Linked DNA regions of Homo sapiens: regions 1 and 2 are each linked to region 3. A link is a contact called in ENCODE Hi-C or POLR2A ChIA-PET data. All regions are on one chromosome and are shown on one strand. Each heading gives the region's core, a stretch centred on a gene start or an enhancer-like site at or near the end of the contact. The rest is flanking DNA. Distances are from core to core; before and after follow the strand shown. Region 1 holds the start of URGCP (upregulator of cell proliferation). Region 2 overlaps CCM2 (CCM2 scaffold protein). Region 3 overlaps NUDCD3 (NudC domain containing 3).

What was found. A loop is a pair of places that touch in the nucleus more often than their neighbours do. ChIA-PET counts read pairs that join two places held with the same protein, here RNA polymerase II (POLR2A). Pooled maps may share reads with other maps.
Region 1: a loop to region 3 is called in a pooled map, with 3 times the contacts of the local background. The contact joins the promoter of URGCP here to the enhancer-like site in region 3. A Hi-C loop is called at or near these places in 1 of 50 pooled maps. POLR2A ChIA-PET finds 5 or more read pairs at or near these places in 2 of 52 experiments (GM10248 and activated T-cell).
Region 2: a loop to region 3 is called in a pooled map, with 2.3 times the contacts of the local background. The contact joins two enhancer-like sites. A Hi-C loop is called at or near these places in 1 of 168 maps with a recorded cell type or tissue (CD8-positive, alpha-beta T cell), 1 of 37 single-sample maps with no recorded cell type and 5 of 50 pooled maps.

The regions. Positions count from the first base shown.
Region 1 is chr7:43,904,186-43,908,105 of GRCh38, forward strand. It overlaps URGCP (upregulator of cell proliferation), which reads right to left and starts at 2,411. Exons shown (of 6, transcript NM_001077663.3): 1 at 2,377-2,411. The coding sequence starts at 2,390. It overlaps URGCP-MRPS24 (URGCP-MRPS24 readthrough), which reads right to left and starts at 2,411. Exons shown (of 7, transcript NM_001204871.2): 1 at 2,377-2,411. The coding sequence starts at 2,390. RefSeq lists silencers at 2,187-2,616, 2,677-2,836.
Region 2 is chr7:45,019,312-45,023,230 of GRCh38, forward strand. The region is part of intron 1 of CCM2 (CCM2 scaffold protein); the gene reads left to right. Among named protein-coding and RNA genes, the nearest start is that of CCM2, 21 kb to the left of the region's middle. Within about 2 kb of position 2,505, at least 2 of the 41 ENCODE cell types and tissues checked have a DNase peak (open chromatin) inside an H3K27ac peak, as active enhancers do.
Region 3 is chr7:44,459,598-44,463,245 of GRCh38, forward strand. All of the region lies in intron 2 of NUDCD3 (NudC domain containing 3), which reads right to left. Among named protein-coding and RNA genes, the nearest start is that of NUDCD3, 29 kb to the right of the region's middle. Within about 2 kb of position 1,899, at least 2 of the 41 ENCODE cell types and tissues checked have a DNase peak (open chromatin) inside an H3K27ac peak, as active enhancers do.

The DNA of each region.
Region 1 (3,920 bases), core at 1,161-3,660, 550 kb before region 3:
AGTCTCATCCTCTGAACTTGTCTCCACTTAGCTCCAAACACACTGGGCCATGGGGCATTTCTCAAACACATCTTTTCCTTTGATGCCTTCATATCCTTTGATTGCCATTTCCTTTATTTAGCACAATGCCTGGCATATTCATAAGGTCCTCAAAAATGGTCAGCGTTTCTTCTTTCCTTCCCAACTCATGGAGATTGTCACTTAATAAAAACATCAATTTGGAGACTCCTCTATGACTAGCCCAGTCCAGATCACCAGTCCCTTCCCATCCCTGCCCTTTATCTGTGGACTTGCTCCCTAAGATACCTAGTGCAGTAGCTTAAATGTTTGCTAGCTGGCTGACTGAGATAGCCCTGAGGGTCTCAGAAAGCACTGTCTTCCTAGCTAGACTCTGATCTACCAGGGAAGCCTGTAGAAGTGGACACTTAGGAGCTATGTCTGCCAGTGTACATAATATGTGCATAGCTTACCCCACAAAATGAAATAAAGCAACAGTCATGAGTCACTTAACAACAGGGATACATTCTGAGAAATGTGTCATTTGGCAATTTGGTCCTTGTGTGAGCATCATAGGGCAAACTTACACAAACCTACATCGTAAGGTGTACTATGCACCTAGGCAATATGGTACAGCCTGTTGCTCTTAGGCTACAAACCTGTACAGCATGTTACAGTATGAATACTGTAGGCAACTAACACAATGATAAGTATTTGTGCATGGGACCACTGTCATATAACGTGGTCCTCCGCTGTCATTTTGTGGTGCATGACTTGTATACTAAAGGTTTTGAGACCTCAGCTTTTGCAATGGATATCCCGCAGAAAATTATAGATTACAAACTGCAGACTCATGGGGGTCACACAAATAATCACAACCGCAAATACCAAATGTCACCAACTACAGGGACACAGTTTAAGCCCTACTGGCTCACAGAAACACCAGTGAAGCATTAAGTCCACCTCTGACCCATGTCTACAAAGTAGTGTACTTGGGCACCAAATGCACCACTATTTTTTTTTTTTTTAAAGCTTCGTTCAGGGCAGCCCCACACAGGTTCAGCCACCCTCAACATTGCCTCCAGGAGGCTCTGCCCACCCTTTCCTGACAAGGGGGAAAGGAATGCTGCAGGACCTTGAACCCCTAGGTCAATCAGCCTGGCCTTCCCAGGGATGGTTCCCTGCTTACTCTATTCATGAGCTCAAAGTGCTGGGTAGTCAGCTGGCAATGAAAAGGCCTGGTCCCGGAAATGACCACTGCCCCAAAGCCTAGAAAGACAGCAGGCGGGGTTCAAATTCAGCTTGCTTCATTCAGGCCCACTGTACTGAGCCAAATCACCCCAGGGCATGGCTCAGGCCTCATCTGGAGGAGGCACGAAATCCATGATCCCGGCCCCTTAGCACCGTCCCCTCCCCACCCCTACCACTGAACACACACCTGTAAAGCTCTTTGGGAACTGTTCTGAATGGCTATCACAGCCACTAGATCCAAGACCCTCTGAATGATGGGTAACAGTCAAAGAAGAATTTTAACAACTAAAGCGATGACCTTGAGCCTAATTTCTTTCTTTGTAAAATGAAAGTGTTGGACTGTCATTCCCAAATTTCAGTACTAGTAAAATTATCAAAACAAAAAACAAAAAAATAATGAATTACTGAGGTTTTAGTTTGCCAAGTGAGAATTTTTTCTCAAAAATTACAAACTATATGTGTCGCCATCATTTCCTAAAAGGAATAACATTTAAATCAAAAAAGTTGAAAAGAGGTAATATCAAAATAAGCGCAGCCACCCCAAGGCAGGCCGGTAGGCAATGGCCCCGACCAAGGAGATCCCGGAGCGGCTCTCCGGCTGTCAGCAAAGGGTCTGCATCTGCCCGGATCCTGACATTCTGGGTACGTCTCAACGACGCGGCAAACAAGCGTCCACTCCCAACGCGAGCAAGTTTAAAACCCAGGAACATCGATACCAGGCGCCGGAGCGAAGCATTTCCAGGCCTCCGCGGGTTGCCCCGGGCCGCGGCGAGGACCCGCACCCCGGTTCCCCAGCCGCTCGCCGGGCCCTCGCTCCCGCCGCGCCCCGGGCACCTCCGGGCCTCGCGCCCTCCCCGGATCCCCTAGGCCCGCGTACCCGGACCCCCGCATCCCGGGGGACCGCTGTCCTCCGCCGGCGCCCCCGCCCGCCCCCCACGCCCGCGCGGCCGGTCCGCCCAAGGTCGGCGCGAGCGGGCCGTGGGCCTGGTGGGCCTGGCGGGCGGGGGCGCCCCTGGCCGGGTCCGGGCCGCATCCCAGACCAGAGCCCGCAGGCCAGAGCCGCTCCGGGTCCCGCTCCCGTTCCTGCCGGCAGCCGCGGGGGCGCAGGGCCTGCGAGGCGGCACTCACCCGGGCGACGCCATGAGCGCAGCGAGGTCTCCGCTCCCGCCTCCTTCGCTTCCTCCGCGCGGCCGCGGCTCGGCGCCGGGGAGGGGCCTGGCCCGCCGGCCGCCCGCCCGCTCCGGGACGCGCTCCAGGGGTGGAGGTGGGGTGAGGTGGGGTAAGGTGGGCCCGGGGTCCTCTCGGAGCAGCCCGGGGACAGCTGGGGCGGGGTGGGGGCGGGGCGGCCCAGGTCAGCCCGCAGCCCGCCCAACGCCCACCTGCCCAGGTGCCTGGAGGCCGGAACTCGCCGGGCGGTGCCTGCGGTGCCAAAAGCTGTAGGATAACCTGCCCCAGGGCCTTACTGAACTTCACACCTTTCTGTAATTGGAGTTTAATTTCTGTAAGAAAAGGCTTTTCTTTAGCCCTGAAGCGTAAGGCCTTATTATTAAGCAAAACAATAACTTTCCTACTTCTTACTTGCAGTGCTGTGTTGGACGAGTTGCTGGCCTCTCTGAGACGGTACCCATTGTAAAATGTGTATAAAGTGGCCTTGTGAAGCTCTAGGCAATGCGAAGCACTTTTATTATTCTTTATAGTGTGTTATTAAGAAAAATAATGAATCTGCAGTTCCTCCAGTGAGGTTTCACAACTATTCTTACAAGTTATGAGTCCTTAGGCAGGTAGATTTTTCAGCTTCAGTTCTTCTCTCTGCAAAATGAGTTTCCAAAAATGATCTAAGTGAAAATGCTTAATAAAAAGCTCTGGACAATGTAAACCATTGTTGATAACATTTTTAGTATTATATTAAATATCACTGGCCGAACGCAGTGGCTCACGTCTGTAATCCCACCACTTTGGGAGGCCGAGGCAGGAGGATCGATTGAGCCCAGGAGTTTGAGATCAGCCTGGGCAACATATTGAGATGACCCCCTGCCCGCCCCGCCCGTTTCATTTTTAAAAATAAAATTAAAGTTAAAAGTAAAATATCATTAACAACCACTATTTAAAAATGTTTACTACTATTAAGAATACAAGACAGCAAAGCAGTGATTAAAACCTTAGCTCTGAAGCCAGAATACCTGTGTTGGAATCTGGGCTCCACCAATTACCAGCCCCAGGAGCCCCTGCAAGATAGAACCTTTCCAGGGCCACAGTTCCTTATTTGAAAAATAAGGCTAAAAATAAGTCCCTTCCTCTCTGTGAAGATTAAATGAATTAATATTTGTAAACATTTGTAACTATTTTTAAATGTTAGTAAACATTGCGTGATGCATGGTCTCTTTTCCTCCTGGGAGAATCCAGTCAATGTTTCTGAGCCTCCTTGTCCTCTTCGGTAAAGAAATTCATAACTGCTACCTTGAGTTCAGAAGATAATTAATGCTCTGTAAATGGGAGCTGATAGGTAAAGCCACGCGAACTTGTGACACCCAAAATAAGGACAAATCCAGGAGGACCAGAGTTAGGAAGAGTTTGAGGAATGGGAAATCCTAAATCCTAAATGCCTGATTCAAGGGAGTAATGAAATGAAGGAGATCAAACTAAAAGAATTTTTTCTTTGTTTGTTTGAGACA
Region 2 (3,919 bases), core at 1,255-3,754, 560 kb after region 3:
CCATCCTCCTGCTTCCGCCTCCTGGGATTACAGGAATGAGCCACCGCACCTGGCTGGGTTTTATACTTTGGTTTGGTAGATCAGTTTTGATCTTTGTCCTTACTCTTAGGGTAAATTTCTTAGTCCTGGAATGTATGTTTTACTCCTAAGATGTGGCCTTTGTGGGGTTTCAAATGGATAGTCTCAAGTGTTTAAGGTACTGATTAAGCCCCTTTAACTTGGCAGGACTTGGACTCCAAACTCTTATCTACCCTGCAGCTAGGGAGAGCTAAAATCTCAGCTTTTTTTTTGAGACGGATCTTGCTCTGTTACCCAGGTTAGAGTGCAATGGTGTGATCATAGTTTACTGTGACCTTAAACTTCTGGGCTCAAGCAATTCTCCTACCTTAGCCTCCCAAGTAGGTAGGACTACAGGCATGCACTATCTGGCTAATTTTTATTTTTGTAGAAATGGGGTCTCACTATGTTGCCCAGGCTGGTTTCAAACTCCTGAACTCAAGTGATCTTCCTGCCTTGGCCGCCCAAAGTGCTGGGATTATAGGCATGAGCTCCCGCACCCAGCCATCAGCTTGCTCCTTCAACCTTCAAGCTATCGTGTCCTTTCTGGGCTTGTGGGAGTCTCACCTCCGCTTACGCAGTTCAGGGTTCAGCCAAAGATTTGAGGGGACCTTATACTCAGACTTTGGGTTCCTTTTTTAGTGGGTTCCTCCTTTCCTATATTTCCCTCTCAATTTCCAGCTTCTTTAGCAGTCTCAAATCCTCCTTTAACCTGTCAGGCCAATAAAATTGCAGCTTTTTTTTCTCTGCTCCACTCCTCTGAGACTGGGGCATACTCTCAGGAGTAAAGCAATATAAAAGTGGATCTTGCCCAGTGATGTTCCCTTCTTTCAAGGGTCATATAAATTCCAAGCTTCTTTTTTATTTCTTGTTTGTCTCCAGTGTCTTTAGAAGATTGTTTTTCACATTTTATCTAGAGTTCATAATCTCGGTCTGTGAGAAAGTTATTTTGATACAGTCTACTTCTCTCTTAAGGGAATAAGAACTTCTTTGGGTTTATTTTTTCTTGACAGTGTGTTTTGGAGCTCTTTCATTATAGATATATAGTTTCTTTATTCTTCTTTAGGGTGGAATGGCATTTTTATCTGTGGGCTACTGTATTTAAACAGCAGCCCTCCTATGGACTTTTAGGTTGTCATTTTGCTTAAAAAATAATGAAGCAATTAATTTTCTAACCTGTCATGTATGTAATGCATCTGTAGGATTAATTCCCGAAAATGCACTTGCTGGGAAACATAAGTGCATTTGTAATTTTAGTAGATGTTAACAAATTGTTTTGTATGGTAGAACCAAGGTTTATTCTTTTTTTCTTTACCCACCTCTCAAGAGAACAGTTTTTATTAGGTGAAAGTGGTATTTGCTAAAAATTTTGAGTATTTTCCAAAATGAACTTGTTAAGTTTTCTTACTAAAAAATACATTTGTATCTCAGAAGAAAGTAGCAAAATATATTATATGAAAAAAATCACACCCACTAGAAACAACTGTTATTAGTCTTTCACGTTGCTTTCCTGTTTGTGTATGCTTTTCTGTGTTAGCAGTAATAATACAGTCTTATTACCTTGGTATTTATTTCAAACACTTGCTTAGTGCCCACTGTGTAAAGAGCTTTCTGGGGAGCTGTCACTGCCTGCCTGAATCTCCCTCACTGTCTGAGGGTGGTCTTAGTGCTCATGAGGTCGAGAATATCGAGTGCTGTGTCAGAAGGGCAGAGGTCAGGTGGATTTAAAGCTGTTGCACCAAAGCCAGGTGTGGCGACATGCCTGTAGTCCCAGCCTACTCATGAGGCTGAGGTGGGAGGATGGCTTGAGCCTAGGAGTTAGAGAATGCAGTGAGCCATGATTGTGCCACTGCACTGCAGCCTGGGTAATAGAGCAAGACCCTGTCTCTAAAAAATAAAAAAAATAATAAATAGGCTGGCACGGTGGCTCACGCCTGTAATCTCAGCACTTTGGGAGGCCGAGGCGGGCGGATCACCTGAGGTCAGGAGTTCAAGACCAGCCTGGCCAACATGGTAAAACCCCCGACTCTACTAAAAATACAAAAATTAGCCAGGCATGGTGACACATGCCTGTAATCCCAGCTACTCGGGAGGCTGAGACAGGGAGAATTGCTTGAACCCGGAAGGTAGAGTTGCAGTGAGCTGAGATCGCGCCACTGCACTCCAATCTGGGCGACAGAGCGAGGCTCTTTCTCAAAAAAAAAAAATAAAATAAAATAAATAATAAATAAATAAAACTATGCATCAAGCACCATCTCCCTGTCCCCTGGGTATGCCTTTGGAAGTGCAGTTTGCAGAGTGAGTGAGATGAGGCAGGGGAGTAGGAGGAGGAGCTGAGGAGGAGAATGGGGCAGGGGAAGATGAGACAGGGAGGAGGAGGAGGGGAGGAGAGGGGAAGGGATGAGAGAGGGAAGGAAGGTGGAGTCATTGTTCCTGCTGTTGCCTTGCGTGGCTGTGACAGCTGTTGAAGCTGTCTTCTCACAGTTTTGCACACTGTGGGTTATGATTCATTAGTGGCATGTGAAATCAACCATGTAGGTAGCAACCTTTTTTTCATGTAAGAATTTAAAGGATACAAGTATAAAGTTAAAGAACTTAAGGAAAAATTTTGCTAGATTCATTTTGAATTAGAGCTGTCACGTATTTCTTAGCTATCTGCATGGAAAACACCTAGAAGCAATGACAGTCCAATAGCAGTGGAGCACACCTAGGACTTTATTGTAGTCTGAATTGTATGTCAAGTAGTGTGGTTACAGTAAGTGAGGGGATGTAGCTTTTTGCCACAAAATCTGTACTTTGGAAGGTGAATGTGAAGCAATGAGAACAAATGGAGATTATTAATCTGTGCTGTGGTTGGCGTTCAGAATTAGGCCACATTTTAGTATGTTTCATGTGGGGATCATTATTTTTTTTTGGACCAGCTTTTTTTTTTTTTTTTTTTTTTTTTTTTTGAGATGGAGTCTTGCTCTGTTGCCCAGGCTAGAGTGGAGTGCAGTGGTGCGATCTCGGTTCACTGCAAACTCCGCCTCCCGGGTTCACGCCATTCTCCTGTCTCAGCCTCCCGAGTAGCTGGGACTACAGGCGCCCACCACCGTGCCCGGCTAATTTTTTGTATTTTTAGTAGAGACGGGGTTTCACCGTGTTAGCCAGGATGGTCTCCATCTCCTGACCTCGTCATCCGCCCGCCTCGGCCTCCCAAAGTGCTGGGATTACAGGCATGAGCCACCGTGCCTGGCCTTTTCTTTAGAGTTTCTGATGAATTGCTTTTCTTTTTTCTTTCAAAAGAAACATTAAATTTTAAAAAATTTCAGTAGCTTTTGGGGTACAAGTGGTTTTTGGTTACATGGGTGAATTGTATAGTGATGAAGTCTGGCTTTTATTTTATTTTTTGAGACGGAGTCTCATTCTGTTGGCCAGGCTGGAGTGCAGTGGTGCGATCTCGGCTCACTGCAACCTCTGCCTCCCGACCTCAAGCGATTCTCCTACCTCAGCCTCTCGAGTAGCTGGGATTACAGGTGCCCACCACCACGCCTGGCTAATTTTTATATTTTTAGTAGAGACGGGGTTTCACCATGTTGACCAGGTTGGTCTCGAACTCCTGAGCTCAAGTGATCCACCAGCCTCGGCCTCCCAAAGTGCTGGGATTACAGGCATGAGCCACCTCACCCTGCAAGTCTGGGCTTTTAGTGTACCCATCACCCAAAAAGCGTACATTGTATCCAGTAGGTAATTTTTCATCTCTCACCTCCCTCCCACTTTCTCCCTTTCTAAGTCTCCAGTGTCCATTATATCACTCTGTGTGCCTTTGTGTAGCCATAGTTTAGCTCCCACTTATAAGTGAGAGAACCATGCCCGGCCCAGA
Region 3 (3,648 bases), core at 649-3,148:
AATTCTATTTTCCAAATTTTCCAAATTACTTTTGTAATTAATTAAACAACTGCTTTCCTAACTGTCACACATCTATAACATATGGTGGAGAAGAAGATACCATTGCTAAAAGCAACACAAACATTAACTGTATGGCTACTAATGGATCTGAGGACACATGAGATTTGTATATAATTCTTGAGGGCAACTTTCTGTAACTGAATTTAATGACAGAAAAAAGGAAGCCACCAACAATAGAATGATATGCTTCCTTTTAACAGGAAAATTTAACGAGAACAAAACTGATCATACTCTTCAAGTTAATATGGAGTTTTAACATAATATCAATTAAAGTCCCCAAGTGGTATAATACAAAACTTGATCAAGTCACAGTGGAATTCATTTTAAAGAAATCAAACAATATTAAAGAACAGTCTTGAGCCCTTTAGTAGACAATGGAATGGTATATTTAGCCTACAACATTAAAGCAGAGAGAAATTTCTAAAATCTAACATAAAGAAAATCACTGAAGGCAGTATCGATGTGGTAAAATCCCCACACTAAATTCAGTGAATCAACTGATAGAAGAAAAGCAGTGAATAAGAAAATGTGAGGATTTGTAAAACTACAGAAGGATAATATCCAGACTCCCATCAATGAGTAAGTGGAGTTAATGAGTTAACAAAGTAGGAAATAACAACAGTAAATCACTGTGTAGAAAATGTAATCTTTCTATAAATAAAGAAATGCAAAGTAAACTATAAGCTATCATCATAACTGTTTAACTAAAATTTTAAAACATATTTCTTACCTGGTATGACTAAGTACGGCCTGCCCTAGGAAGGAAAGCATATAAGGCCATTATGAACATGCTCTACTGCATTAGCAGGAAGTGGGCAGCTACCACAAGACTCCAAATAGTATGCCAGACTCTACCACGTGCCCTTTTTAAAAACCCACCAGCATATATAATACTTACCAACACCAAAACTAGACTAACCAAGAAAAAAAAAATTTACCACTGACTACATCTGGGGTTTTAAGCCACCTGAGGTTCTAAACCTATTTATGTCACTATTTCCCCCTCAAAAAAATAAACAGCTATCTCAAAAACGTAATATGAAGATATGAATGAAATTAAGATGAAAAGGATAGGATGCTTTAATTTGGGGGGAAAGAAAGAGAAAACAAAAGTTTAAACCCTGGATCCAGTACTAACTCTAACCTATACTAAATTTCACAAATACTATAAAACATTACTCCAAATGAATTAACTCTACACTAGTCAACACTTGGCAAAAACGCTTTTTTGCAAAATCTGCATTAAAGGATTTTAGTTTTCCTCCATTGGAAAATCTTTCATTATTTTTAAAAATGTATTTGAACGGTGTGATAATTCTTTTCTCCTACCACATATCCTAGGTAGTCCTAGACAACAGGCCTAAAAACCCGACGGGTTCAACTCTGCTTATCTCAAAACGCTCCTTCAAGACTATACCCCTCCCAAGGGGATTCTCTGGACACAACTCAAATGCTTTCTTCTATCTCCTTGCCTTCCAGGAATCCCTTCCTCCCTTCTCCTGGCTTCTTCGGCCCTGCACCCATGAAGGCCAGCACAGGCATCACCTTCTCCAGGAAGTATTTCTGACATTCCAGAAAATGGGTCTGGACCCTTCCTCTGCATTCATCACATGGGATTGCAACAGTTTGTCCAAGCTCCCCCTAAACTGTGAGCCCCTTGAGCATCTCCCACTCTATATGTCTGACTGCTAGAACAGAGCCTGAAACATCATAGAAGGTATGCCACATATACATGGGATGGGAGGATAGAAGGGCAAGCTGCATATGAAGAGAAGTCTTCTCTTAAAATCAGTGTGATCTGCAACAGGAAAAGGCTGTCTCCCTGTGGGGGGAGGCACACTCATAAAGACTAAATCATTTCCTGCCTGTTAGGGATGCTATGGGAAGGACAGAAAAGCTACCATGATTGAGTCAGCCGCAGACACATGGTACAATCTGACCTATACCATTGAAAGTGAAGGAGCCTTTGAAGAAGCACCAAAGAGAGAGAGAAAGGAGTCTTTCACCAGCCATGTGACATGCAGAATGGCCACACCTCAGCCATAATGGTTGAAAGGGGGAGGAAACAAAGAAACAGAAAGTTTGGGATCCGGGCCCTAACCCAGACTGTGTGAAAGCTCATTTTCTCAAATGCCAGAAATGCTTCCTAGAGAAGGTGGTGCCTGTGCTGGCCTTCATGGGTGCAGGGCCACAGAAGCCAAGGAGAAGGGAGGAAGGGGTCCTGGAAGGCAAGGAGGTGGACCGTGTAAAAGCTGTCCACAGTTGGGATGGACACAGTTGGGATGGGACAGTGTTCAAGTGCCTGGCTCCGTGGTAAATAAAATCAGGGCTCACATGATTCAGGTGCATAGGCAGGTGGTCCCTGAACCCAGGTAGTCTCCCCAAGAGATGTTCTGAGGCAGTCCACAAATATAGCACATGCAAAGCATATTATCAAACTCAGAGGACTTCCACTGCTCTGAGATAGGAATTATCAGGGACATGTACACACACACTCTCTCTCTCTCTCTCATATATACACACATACAGAAAGAGAAAAAGAAATGCGTATTACCTCTCTATCTTTAAGAATATTTAAGGTAACTTTAGTCAAGGAGCTGGGTACATTTTGCTTACAAACAACATTTCATGAATTGCTATGAAATTTTATAGAAGCCTAATTTCCAGGGCTCGAGTTACAGTTACTGAACAAATGTAACCATAATGTGTGCCACTAGCATCTCAACCACATAATTACCCAGAAAAAATTAACAGATACATAACTTATACTCTAAAATCCCCTAATGACCACATGTTCAGAAAATGTTCCTAAATAGGAAAACACTGACCAATATTATTAGCTTAACTTTTCAGGGAATAAAGACATCATAAAGCAGATTATTCCAACTTTTCAAATATGAATGAAAACAGAAAACTCCTACTTGATCAGCAGCTCTCAAAGGGAGGGTAGGCCCTGCCTCCTGGGAGTTTGGGAGTGTGTGGGCAGCGTTAGGTGTCCTTGGGGCAGTCAATGGGCACTGTCCCCTGCCCTGCATTACCTTCACACATCCCATTAGACATGCAGGTAGACAGAAGCTGTTTAACATTCTTCTGAGCCTGTAACCTAACTCAATTTTAGATAAAAACCCAAATAATTTTTTGCATGCTTTTATTATATCATGAATTTTCCAGGAATACAACATGTCTGATTCTGGCCTTTACTAAAATGTAATTGCCTTTTTGAAAATACTCATCACCAAAGCAACACTGCCTGTGTATTCTGGGTTACCAATCAAGACACAACCAGGCTGTGTGTGTGTGTGTGTGTGTGTGTGTGTGTGTGTGTGTGTGTGTATACACAAAGATACAAAAGATTTATAGTATCTTTTGCATTGTATGAGTGCCCATGGCCCTCATGAGATAGCTGCTGGCACTGAATATATGACACTAAGCGAAGGCTACACATGCAGCCTGGGTGTGTCTTGACCCCGATAGGGTCAGGAGGCAGAGATGCCCAGAAACCCTAGCCCGCTCTAGTTTGTCTTTGTGAGTATCAAGGGACAATGTGGTTAGGGTATAACAATGGAATGACCTCCTGCCCCTCCCCAA